2 separate regions of the Homo sapiens genome follow, and region 2 is linked to region 1. The links are chromatin loops, found by intact Hi-C in ENCODE. Cell type or tissue: endothelial cell of umbilical vein. All regions are shown on one strand. Each heading gives the region's core, and the rest is flanking DNA. Links, peaks and the distances in the headings are about the cores only.

Region 1 (5,909 bases), core at 642-4,641:
GGGTGGGTTTTGCCATCAGTAGACCTGGATCCGCCCTCTATCAGCTATTTTTTTTGTATTTTACACCACTCACTCTCTTCAGGCCTCAGCTTCCTCCTTGGTGAAGTGGGAGTCACAGAAGTAGTGACTTCACCGTGCTGTGTGAGCATCCGCTGAAGTCGTATGGAAACACCAGGATGTGGGGCGGCTGGAAGTCTCCCGTGTTGCTGGTGGGAATGCAACAGGGCAGAGCGGTTGTGGAAAACAGCCTGAGCCTGGCCACAGACATACTTCCCAGATGAACCGTGGGCTCACTCAAACGTATGTAACCAGAGCAATAAAAACACATGTCCACACAAACCAGGAATGCAAATGTTCACAGCAGCAACATTCGTATCATCCCCAAAGGAAACAACCCAAATGAGCTTCAGGTGAACGGCTGTGCGGCAATGCATCCACACGAACGAAGACTATGAAATGAATGAAAAGGAACGAACAGACACACCGGGGAACATGGTAAATCTCAATGACATTGTGCCAGGTAAAGGAAGGCCAGCACAAAAGACACATACTGAAGGATTCCATTTACACAACATTCTAAACTTACAGTGACCAGAAAAGGGGCGGTGTTGGGGGCAGGACTGACTACAAAGCAGGAGGAGCGAGCTTTTTGCTGGGGCTGGAGATGGTCCTGTCTTGGCTGTGGTGATGGTTACACAACTGTATATGGCCAAAACTCATCAAATGTACACCCTTAGTGGGTGATTTTTATTTTAAATAAATTATACCTCATTAAAGCTGGGGGTTAAACCGAGTCCAGCACCTGGCACCAAGTAAATATACACAGTAAATTATTCATCCTCTTCCTGTTAGTTGCCATTTAGAATTATCAACCTGTGCCTGCCACTGAAGCCACAATGATGTCAGGCTTAAGTGTTGCTTTTCTCCTTCAAATACTATGACACAAAACTGCTCCCTCTCTCCCCCCCCTTTTTTTTTAACTACTTACCCACCTTAAAAAAAAGGTAGACTTAATTAACACTTGTAAAGCACCTTGAGACACTTGAATTAAAAAGTAATAGAGGAGGCTGAGTGCGGTGGCTCATGCCTGTAATCCTAGCACTTTGGGAGGCCGAGGTGGGCAGATCACTTGAGGTCAAGAGTTCGAGATCAGCCTGGTCAACATGGTGAGACCCCCGTCTCTACTATAAACAGCAAAAAAATTAGCCCAGTGTGGTGGTACATGCCTGTAATCCAAGCTACTTGGGAGGCTGAGGCCGGAGCCGAGATCACGCCACTGCACTCCAGCCTGGGTGACAGAGCGAGACTCCATCTCAAAAACAAAAAACAACAAACAAACAAAGTAATAGAGGAGTATCTGGCACTGCTATTGCTCTTCTGTTTTCAATGATGCAAACAGTATAGCTCTTTGTTTGCTAAGCGACTTTAGTAAGGGTTTTTTTTTAATTAAAAAAAACTGTTTAATCTGAAAATGAAATTCAAAGGCCTGCTGACAATATATTCCTCGTCTCCATTCATGCCAACAATGACTATGCCAGCGTTTGCAGATTTATGCCCATGGATTCCCAGATTGGGAGACAGGAAATGGGTGTCCATCCTCCCCCACCTGCAGTTCCAAGCTGGCCGCACAGAGCACAGGGAGGTTGGTTGCTCAGAACGTGGCCATAACATTTACCAGGAAAAACGGAGTGAAGAGGAAGGATGGGAAGGAATGGAGGGGCACAGGATGGAGATTTTCCCAATCAAGTTGGGGAAAAGTATGGCTGTTTCACTCAGCATTTCTCTGCTTCACTAATTAAAAATGATTTTAAGAGCTAACAATTGCAAAAATCTTCTTAAGCTTATCAGTGAATTCCTGAATATCCCCTGGTGAAGTCTTCCTTTGGCATAGACGTGCATGCCCGAATCTTAATTTCTCTCTAGCATTCTGGGTGATCATGCCATAAAGCACAGGCCGTGGAGTCATTTTCTGAGACAAGAAGTCGCTCCACATTGGGCTTTCTGGCTGGTTCTTTTTGGCCGTGGGTCTGGTTACAGTGGTGGCAGAAGAAGCGAAGTCTGTAGCCCTCATTACAGACCCTTTGCTGGCTGGGGGCATGTGGCTGTGAGAGAGGAGCAGAACTGAAGCCAGTTTCTCCTGCTCTGCACTCTGAAACCCGAGATGACGCGGCCTCTTTCCCGCACAACAGTGTAGAGCGTTCAGTTGGTGTTATGACTTGTCTGGTTCCCACAGAGGAAGGAATCCTGCCAAATATTTGTAATCTGCACTTAAGTATGCAATCAGGGAAACCACACCCAGAAGCAAGTGCATGGCTACATAATTAAAATGGTCTTGCTGGAAGACCAACTGGAAATGGTTGGAGAGGGTGTGGGGGGAAGCTGATGAGTGAGTGTCACTGGGATCTCTGACACTTTGGCCATCATTCTCTGCAAAACATTTTCTCCTTAGACTCTAGCAAGCACGCATCTTTCTCTGTGTCCACTGATTAGTCACAGTATTTGTCTTTGTATAACCATTTAAGAAAATATTTGCATCTATTTAAAGGATCTAAATAGATCCCCCCCGGGTTGGCTTGTATTTATGGCATAAGCCATAATGGAATGTACTTATATGCAAACCATCTTTCCCTCTGAGTAAAGCATTTTGGCACATTTTCTATGACAGCACTGAGTCACAGTGCACAGTACATTAACGCAGCAACTTCTGAAATTGAGCTGCCCAGGTTGCAGGGCTGGCAATGCTTTATAAAAGGGTTAAAACCATTCACTCTGAGGTACTGGTAAGATAAAGGACTAAACAAACTAATGTGTTATCCTTGGAGGCAATACAATTTTTTTAAATGAAATTACTGAAATTAGTAAGGATTAAATTTAATTTTTATAGTCAGATAATAGCTACCAGCAGCGCCATCTGTTGAAATATTCCAAAACTTCATTTCCTGCATCCCAAATAATATTTACTTAAAGGAAGATACAAATGTTTAAAATCACAAGTAGGACTGGAACTCCATCCTCAGTTTTAGGCAAAATCACAACTATAATATTTTCCAGGACAAGAGGCGCCACCCCGTTTGTCAGGCCCCAGAGATGTCCTTACCTACATCAGTAACCCCTTCAAGGTTCACGAACCTTCTCACTGACAAAAAACTCCCATAACAGAAACGAAAGAGCTCCTGTTCAACTACAGCAACACCCCCAAGGCTTGAACATCAGGAAGGACGTGAACAGCACCTGCTACCTAGACTCTCCCGCACTTCACGGGCTGGTTGGGTTTCAGACCTGGAAGTGGCGCAGGCCTCCAACCTCCAGGGGAGGAGGATGAGGCCAATGTTCTAGGTCAAGGTCTTGCCTAAGATCAGACAGGTGGTAGGTATCAAGGTCAGGAGCTGCATTCAGGCCCCAGGTGTTCTGAATTTCAGCCCAGAACGCTTCCCATTGGATTCCAGGGCCAATACTAACTCCTCCACTCAGCAGGCCATCAGCAAGCTCCTGTGTTCCAGGCACCGTCCTTCTCCTGTGTTCCAGGCACCGTCCTTGACACTAGGGAGAGAGTTGCCAGCACAATGGACAGGGCCCTTAGCCATGCAGCTTCCATTCTAGCGGGAGGAGAGACACAAAGAGGCAGGTGAAGAACGTGAGGGGGGTTCAGAGAAGCCACGGAGGCTTCTCTGATGCAGAGACTGAAAGAGTGTGGGGAGCAGTCCTGCCCTCTAACTTTCTGGGGGAGGAGCAGGTGTCAGTGCCCCAAGGTGAAGCTGAAGGGTCAGTGTGGTTGGAGAGAGGGCATGGGGGTAAGAGGGCAGGAGCTAAGCGGGGTGAGGTTGGGGCGGGGCAGGTCATGGAGAACACTGTAAGCTGCGGGAAGGACCTGGAATTCCACTGAGAGAGCTGTAAAGCCACAGGTGGGTTCTGAATGAGAGGTAATGTGGTCTCACTTACGTAAAAAGTGCCACTATCTTCACAATGGGCTGTAGGAGGGCAAGAATGGAGGCCGTGAGGCTCTTAAATCCACAGCAGAGAGGATGGCGGCTTTGTTTAGCGGGGCTTGGGAGGCTGGTGAGACACAGCTGGATTCTGGGTTGATTTCCGAAGGAGAGTGAGTGAACCGTTCGCTGATGGATAAGTTGTGGGGTGTGAGAGAGGGAGGGGAGTCAATGTTGACTCTGATGCTTTGGGGTTTCAGCAAAAAGAATACCAGCATTTGCTGAGCACCTACTAAGTGTCAAGCATATTTTCTCTACCAGTCTCAGAAACTCTCAAGTGTGGGCATTTGCCCCCATTACACAGATGAACGACGGCTCGTGGAAACCCCGCACCTTGCTATGGTCACGCACGTGGAGCGTGCTGTGTGGAATACAAGCTGGTCTACCTCTTTTTCTTCCTCCTACTTGGATCTGCTTCCAGCAATCAAGCAACTCCAGTTCCCTCCACCTTCTAAAGTTTGTGTGTGTTTCTACATTACATCCTCTCCGTGATTCTCCTCTGAAACCTCTCCACGCTCTTCAAAGCATATATTTAGCTATTGAGTCACAAATCCACTGCAGCTCTCATGAGGTCTTTATCTTAAATACCAGCCAAAAAGAAAGAATTTGCCTGGGGACTTAATACTCCCATGTAGAGTTTAATTTATGTTAAACGTATTTCTGTAATGGTCTTCATTAGAGGCACCAAGATGGGATACAGTAGCTATTATATAAAGATAGCCAGCTAACACTTGTGAGGTATATGCAGATTTTGGGGGTACTGCCTTTTCCAATTGACAGCATCTGTTTGAGGAATGTGAGTTTATTTTATTTTTTTAAAGTCAGCTCTCTACATATTCCTGCAAGTTTTGGAAGGGAAATAAATGATAGCACTTCAACATCAGCCATTTTCCCTAAAAATCACTTAAAACTGACATTAGAGAATGCAGATGTGGATGATCATTACTGTAGAGGTTACTTTCTTATAACATGTTCTTGCTATGAGGGTTGCATTGAAAAATGAGGCTCTGAAACGATAACCTTTGGGCCATAATAAGCACCAGTGACCTTTTACATGGACAGACACAAAGTTATTTTTATTAAATCAAGCTGAGGTTGTGGTTGTGTCAGATATATATTTTTAACCATGGTAGAGTTGCAGGAGGAATGGCCTGTGTGGGATTCCATACTTCAAACTTGGTAGAATACAGTTAGGGAAGGATTCTGCAACCACTTCTCTCTTCCTCTTCATCGGACTGCTCCACACCCAATACTGCAAACATGAGTCAAGAGAGCCCATAAAATTACCCAAGTGTAGGCCTACCTCACAATGAATACTTGAAAGCTTTCACTAGCATTATAAAGTAACTTTTCATTCTTTGAATGATCTGTCTCATGAGTAATGTCATCTAGCAATGTAGCAAGGTAGGACACTCCCCCTGAATAACAAGCAGTGTGGAACTGAAATAGAGATATAATGTTAGAAATGACACCACCTCTTTGAATCAGATACATTTGTATCTTCTGGTATAAGACAATGGATATTAGGAGTAAATATGTTCCTGGCAACCCTAAGTAAACTTGAAAATTCAGGGTTGAGCCCATCCCTCACTGACACACAAATCTCCTTCTTATTGCTTTTCTGTCCTGCAACTATTTATCTTCCCAGGATTTTTGTCCAACAACATTGTCTACAATTCTAATTCAACGGTCACCTTGGCAAAGGATTAATATACTGTAATGTCTAGCAAATGATCACCTCATAAACGTCTTCTGAAAAATTGTAATAAAGTGAAGACGCGTGATTTCCTTAGGTCAAGAGGAGCATACCTGGATTAATCATAAATGAGTATTCACACTGGCTTACAACAGCATAGAAAACAAGTTGAAATATATGTAGATAACATAAAGCATGACCACTGATTAATAAGATTGCTTTTATTAATC
Region 2 (5,909 bases), core at 579-4,578, 130 kb after region 1:
ATTTCAGATTTTGTCACCCAATGCATGTATTGTCTGCAATAAAAATGCAATTCATCTACCGAAAAAAATTCAGCAATTCACCTTAGGCAGGCTTAGAGTCTCAATTAGCCATATAAGTAAAAAATTTACCCCAAGTTATTATATGCAAATGTATATAATAAGGGATATTTTCACAAAGTATTATATAACTTCTGTACTTCTGGAGAAAAATAGTTACAGCAGAAAATTTCAGTGCCTTCATTTTTACTGCTAAGTTCTAAACGAAGGCTACATGTGGTCTCAACCTTATTGATCCCACTGAATAGATCCCTAGACCTGCGCAACAGCCTTATATGGAATTAAAAGGGGACCTTCCACTTGGTGAATATGGCCATGGAATAATCCATTTATGTGAAAACCAAACGAAAAACAGTCTAAATTTTTGTTTTCTCCTTTGTGATGGGCCACATGCTTTTTTCAAACATCTTTTATTAAAAATAATCTATAAGGTTGTTCAAGTGAGATTTTAAACATAAACCCACTCCCACTCACAAGGCAAAAGATGAGACTTCCAATCCCTTTCTTTTTGCTTTCTTTTTTAAATGAAAAGGAACACAAGAAGAAGGCCAAGACACATTCTACAGAGAGCGTGCTGTCGTTAGCTCAGCTGTTTTTGATGACCCTCTGCCTGTTTTACACCTTATCCTGATGTCAATTCTTGTTTTCACTCTTCCAGATTTCTTTCACAAGAAAACAGCTGACAGAATGTTGCAAAATAAAGAGGAAAAGGAAGAACTTCAGCTGGGAATAGAAAGTCTTCATCCATGACACCAAATCCATTTCCCCACCTCTGACACACTATGGTTGCTAACATTCCCGGCTCTCTGCAAGGGGAAGTAAACGAGCACGCATGCTCACTGCCCCACCAGTGAGGGCGCTGAGCCAAGTTGGGGGCTTGCTCTCCTGCCTTGATCTGACCCTGAAGGTGGTGGGATAGGGTAGGCGGTAGAGGGTGGGAGAAGAAGTGACCATTCATTCGCCTATCTATTCACTCGGTATTTATGAGAGCCTACTGTGTGCTTGGCAACATCCCAGGTGGTATTTATGGAAGATCTGCCATGTGCTAGCAGGTTTTAATTATCTCATCTTTGTACCACCTTAGAGAAATAATATTTTTATGACTGCCAGATAAGGAAATGGATTCAGAGAGCTTATTTAGGAGTCTTAAATCACATAAAACGACTGATTTATGACTGGATTCCAATTTTGTCTCATTCCAAAGCTCAGGTGTTCACTGATGACTGTATCATGGGGACCCAACAAAATACCACCATTAATTCGATTTATTCATATACAGTGGCAGCACTCCCTTCTAAAATACGGATATTATCCAAAGAGGTAATATGGAAGACAGTACTGGGAATTCTCAGTATACTGTAAACGATTTTGCTTTGTTTTCTGTTTTTTATAACTCATATAAAAGTAATATATTCTCATTGTCATTAATCAAAGAACACAGAAGTGCACAGAATTAACAGGTTTCTCCACCTTTTCAACCAATTAATGAACATGTAAAGTTTAGTGTATTTCTTTTCATACTTCTATCTCTGCTCACAAACTGCAACAAACAAATACAGATTTGTTTTTCTCCTTCTTCTTCTTTTTTTAAAGTGGTGGAGGTCTTTCTTTTTGTCTGCTGACCATAAGGCACAGGTGGGGATAGGAGTTTCAATGGAAGGGGGGTGGTAGAGTTTGGAAGACTAGGAAAACTGCCAGAGAAAAGCAGGTCTGGGTGGGGTTGTCACAGAGTTTAACATTTCATCGAGAAAATATTTTTTTCCTTAATTCTAAAGCAGTATCTAAAAAAATTTGTCATTAGTAAATTAGCAGTGTCCATACCTAAGAAAAGCGGCATGACTAGATAGAAGCTGGTATTTATACATATATATTTAATACATTGCTCCTTTACACACACACACACACACACTCACATAACACACATACAAGATGCTACTGATAGATTGCAATCTAGAACATGCCTTCCTGTTCTAATACAAATGGGTCTGCATTTTCTTTTAACTTGGCAAGGTTGAAAAACAGACTCGTCATAAGTGTGTAATGTCTTGAACCAAAATAGACTTCCTTAATGATTTGTTTTCTCCAATTTCACCACAAAATGTAATGCAGCCAACAAAAGAACTATTCTTCCCCCCACGTATAATAACATGTTATTCAACAATCATGTAAGAAAGCCTATACATAAGACTGCCAAGGTTCTGAAATTGAGTTTCTAACTGAAATGTTTGGAAAGAAATCTTTTCTTTTTTAAGTTTTACTCCGAGGGTTTGAGTGAAGTGATATAAATATCTAGGAATATACAGTTTTGCTTTACTACTATAACATGCTTACAGAAGTAGTTATGGTTTACTTTATAACATGGGTCACTGAAAACATTAACCATAAAAACATATAAAAGTACAAACAAGTTCTCAGTAGACCATTTACTCTGTAGCAGAACAAACAATTTAATTGCTTCTGTCCTTGTGAGGGCAATAGCTCCAGATGAAGCTGGGTCAGGAGCACCCCTTGGTTTGTGGGGAGTCTACAATCTGCATGCTATTCACGTGACCTGACTCTCTCAATACTTCAAGGGTCTGCACCCTAGGACGGAGGTAAAAGCCTGGTTAACAGCAGGAAAAGCAACCCATTCCCAGTACGGTAAGGAAGATTATAACAGAATGATCAACTATTTTTCTTTTTCTTTCTTTTTTTAATGGAGAACTGCAAAGGAAAGAAAAATTGTAATGGTGCAAAAAGCTAAAAAGGGGGAAAAAGTGAATCCACTTTTTACTTTTCTGAAATACAGAGCTTGCCTTAAAAGTATGCCCCATAATCACTAGCCCACCTGAAAACTATAGAAAGTACAGAAGACTGAACTATGCAAATACATAATCTGAATGCACATTAATGCATGATGCATATTTATGGTATGACGACAGGTATAAATATTACCAAAAATGAATATATCTCCTGTATCTGTTAAATTTCTGGGAAATAACCAGGTCAACTAAAATGTGTTAGCCAAGATAAGACATAGTTAATGCATTTTTAAAAATTAGATTATCAAAACACGTTTTTCTAACGAGTGAAAGTTAAGTTTTTCTAAATAAAAGTTTTCTCCTTTGGCTGGGTGCAGTGGCTCATGCCTGTAATCCCAGCACTTTGGGAGGCCGAGGCGGGTGGATCACCTGAGGTCAGGAGTTCAAGACCATCCTGGCCAACATGGTGAAACCCTGTCTCTATTGAAAATACAAAAATTAGCCAGGCGTGGTGGCAGGTACCTGTAATCCCAGCTACTCGGGAGGCTGAGGCAGGAGAATCACTTGAACCCAGGAGGCGGAGGTTACAGTGAGCCGAGATCGTGCCATTCCACTCTAGCCTGGGGGACAAGAGTGAGACTTCATCTCAAAAAAAAAAAAAAAAAAAGTGAGCAAGGGGAGAAGAAAGGCTAACTATCTGGTGGGAAAAACACTAGTACAAGCACATCTATATGTATGTATGTACATATATACACATGCATATATATATACATATATACATACATGTAATAAATATACATAGACCCTGGATCATCAAAAAAGTGGTTGATTTTGTATTTCTGATTTAGGTGGGGATCCCAGGTTTAAACTCCAGGTCCACTATTTATCACTTATGTGGCCTTTTGTTACTTCGCTTCTCTTTGTCTCAAACTAGAGATAATACCACTCACCTTAATTCTAAAGCATATCTAAAAAATTTATCATTAGTAAATTAGCAGTGGTCATACCTAAGGAAAGCCGCATGACTAGATAGAAGCTGGTATTTACACATATATATTTAACACACTGCTCCTTCACACACACACATACACACACTCTCACACATACACTCACATACAAGATGCTACTGACAGACTGCAATCTAGAACATGCCTTCCTATTCTAATACAAATGAGTCTACATTTTCTTTTAACTTGGCAAGGTTGAAAAACAGACTCATCATAGTAACTTAGCAGTGGCCACACCTAAGAAAAGCGGCATGACTACACAGAAGCTGGTATTTACACATATATATTTACATACTCAGAGAAATAAAAAGTTAATGCAGGTAAGGCCCAAGTGTTATACCCTGCAATTACTAAGTGGTTTATTTTAATAAACTCAAATGTTTTTATTCGACGGATTCATTATTTTCTGTGAAAAGCACTGAGTTGTACCTTGGTGTATCAGAAAAGTCACATGGAAAAGCTCTTCTCTTTGAAAGATATTTCTTTATATCCACTTAAAAATCTACCTTGGGCCTGGGTGCGGTGGCTCCTGCCTGTAATCCCAGCACTTTGGGAGGCTGAGGTGGGTGGATCACTTGAGGTCAGAAGTTTGAGACCAGCCTGGCCAACATGGTGAAACCCTGTCTCTACTAAAAATACAAAAATTAGCCAGGCGTGGGGGCAGGCGCCTGTCATCCCAGCTACTTGAAAGGGAGAGGCAGGAGAATTGCTTGAACCCAGGAGGCAGAAGTTGCAGTGAGCTGAGATCATGCCACTGCACTCCAGCCTAGGCAATAAAGTGAGACTCTGCCTCAAAAAAAAAAAAAAAAATATATATATATATATATATATCTACCTTGGGTTATGTTTCTCATAGAGATAGAATATGACAAGTAGACATTTTAGGAGTAATGTTTGTCTCCTTGCTTCACTGTAATGATAAAATCATTAAAGAAAATAAAATAGTATGATACAGATTAGGAATCCTCATGCTAAGCAGAAAGTATTACATTAATTTTGAGTGTTTATCTTGGTACACTCTACACAATAACTACATATATCACACAAACATTTCTGTCTGGTACTAATATAAAAAGCTCTCTGAAAACAATTATTTTATGATATTGTACATTTTCTAGTTTTTCTTATAGTTTATAAATACATATTTCTGACTTAGCATTAATGAAATGAAACCTAAAATCTTGAAAACATTTAATATAAATTATAAATAGGGGAAAAGTACTTAGGGTAGTTAGCTGCTACTCATGTGTTACTGAAAGAAGAGGCATGAATTTTATTATGAAAAAATAAAATGTGGATAAAGAATGCTTTGGTAGTAAAAACATACACACAAAAAGCACTGGATTTCACAATCAAAGTCCAATGAGAATTTTCCCCCTTTGGCAGTCAAACAAAAATTCCAGGAAAATAGTTTAAATTCCCTTCACAAAGTTCAAATGTAGCTATTGGTTATTAACTTGCAAATATAAGAAATAACATTTCGGTCTGGGTATCTGACTAATGGTTATTTATGGACCCTATAAAATTTAGAATAACTTTTGCATTTAATATATCTCACATGAAATTACTGTTTCAGTAGTCCAAAATCTGTTTACTGCAATTCCATACAGATGAATTATAATTCTAAATAGAATCCTCAAATTCTGTTTACGTTTTAATGTAAACACTTCACCTACAGGAATAAGCAGCACTCATTATTTCTTTAGAGACAAGAATATTGTAGAGAGCTAACAACTCACTTTTGAACTGAGTAAGTTCACTGAATTTCCAAAATTCTAATAAGCACTATAGTTTACATAGTGCTTTATAACTGCAAGCCTGCTGCTTTTTAAACAATGATGCATTCCCCTAAATTCATATTTTAAAAATATGAATTATCAGTTGAGATTTCTCTGCCTACAACATAGAAATCTCTGCTCCTGGCCACTGGGTGGTCCTGCACGCATGGGCATGGGGCTCTAGCCCAGGCCTGCCTGTCACTAACTTCTCTATGGCCTCAGAGAAGTCACAGGGCCAATGTTTTCTAAACACATGTATATTTTTAAGTTATGGAACATGCTTACAAAATGCCACCTCATTGTGTCTTGTATACATGGACTCTATA

Evidence for each region. Hi-C counts contacts between places; a loop is a spot of excess contacts. Peaks named below come from ENCODE experiments on the same cell type or tissue, not always from the same donor. Only the 100,000 strongest peaks of a DNase experiment are listed, where the experiment ranks them.
Region 2: a loop joins it to region 1, with 9 times the contacts of the local background. A loop is called at or near these places in 1 of 110 quality-filtered maps.

What each region holds. Positions count from the first base shown.
Region 1 is chr6:1,684,050-1,689,958 of GRCh38, forward strand. The region is part of intron 9 of GMDS (GDP-mannose 4,6-dehydratase); the gene reads right to left. Among named protein-coding and RNA genes, the nearest start is that of FOXC1, 77 kb to the left of the region's middle. In endothelial cell of umbilical vein, for the core only: a CTCF peak has its summit at 2,932; DNase peaks (open chromatin) are centred at 2,442, 2,652 and 2,872.
Region 2 is chr6:1,815,163-1,821,071 of GRCh38, forward strand. The region is part of intron 7 of GMDS (GDP-mannose 4,6-dehydratase); the gene reads right to left. Among named protein-coding and RNA genes, the nearest start is that of FOXC1, 210 kb to the left of the region's middle. In endothelial cell of umbilical vein, for the core only: no CTCF peak of the experiment used is centred there; a DNase peak (open chromatin) is centred at 2,139; H3K27ac peaks cover 1,169 bases.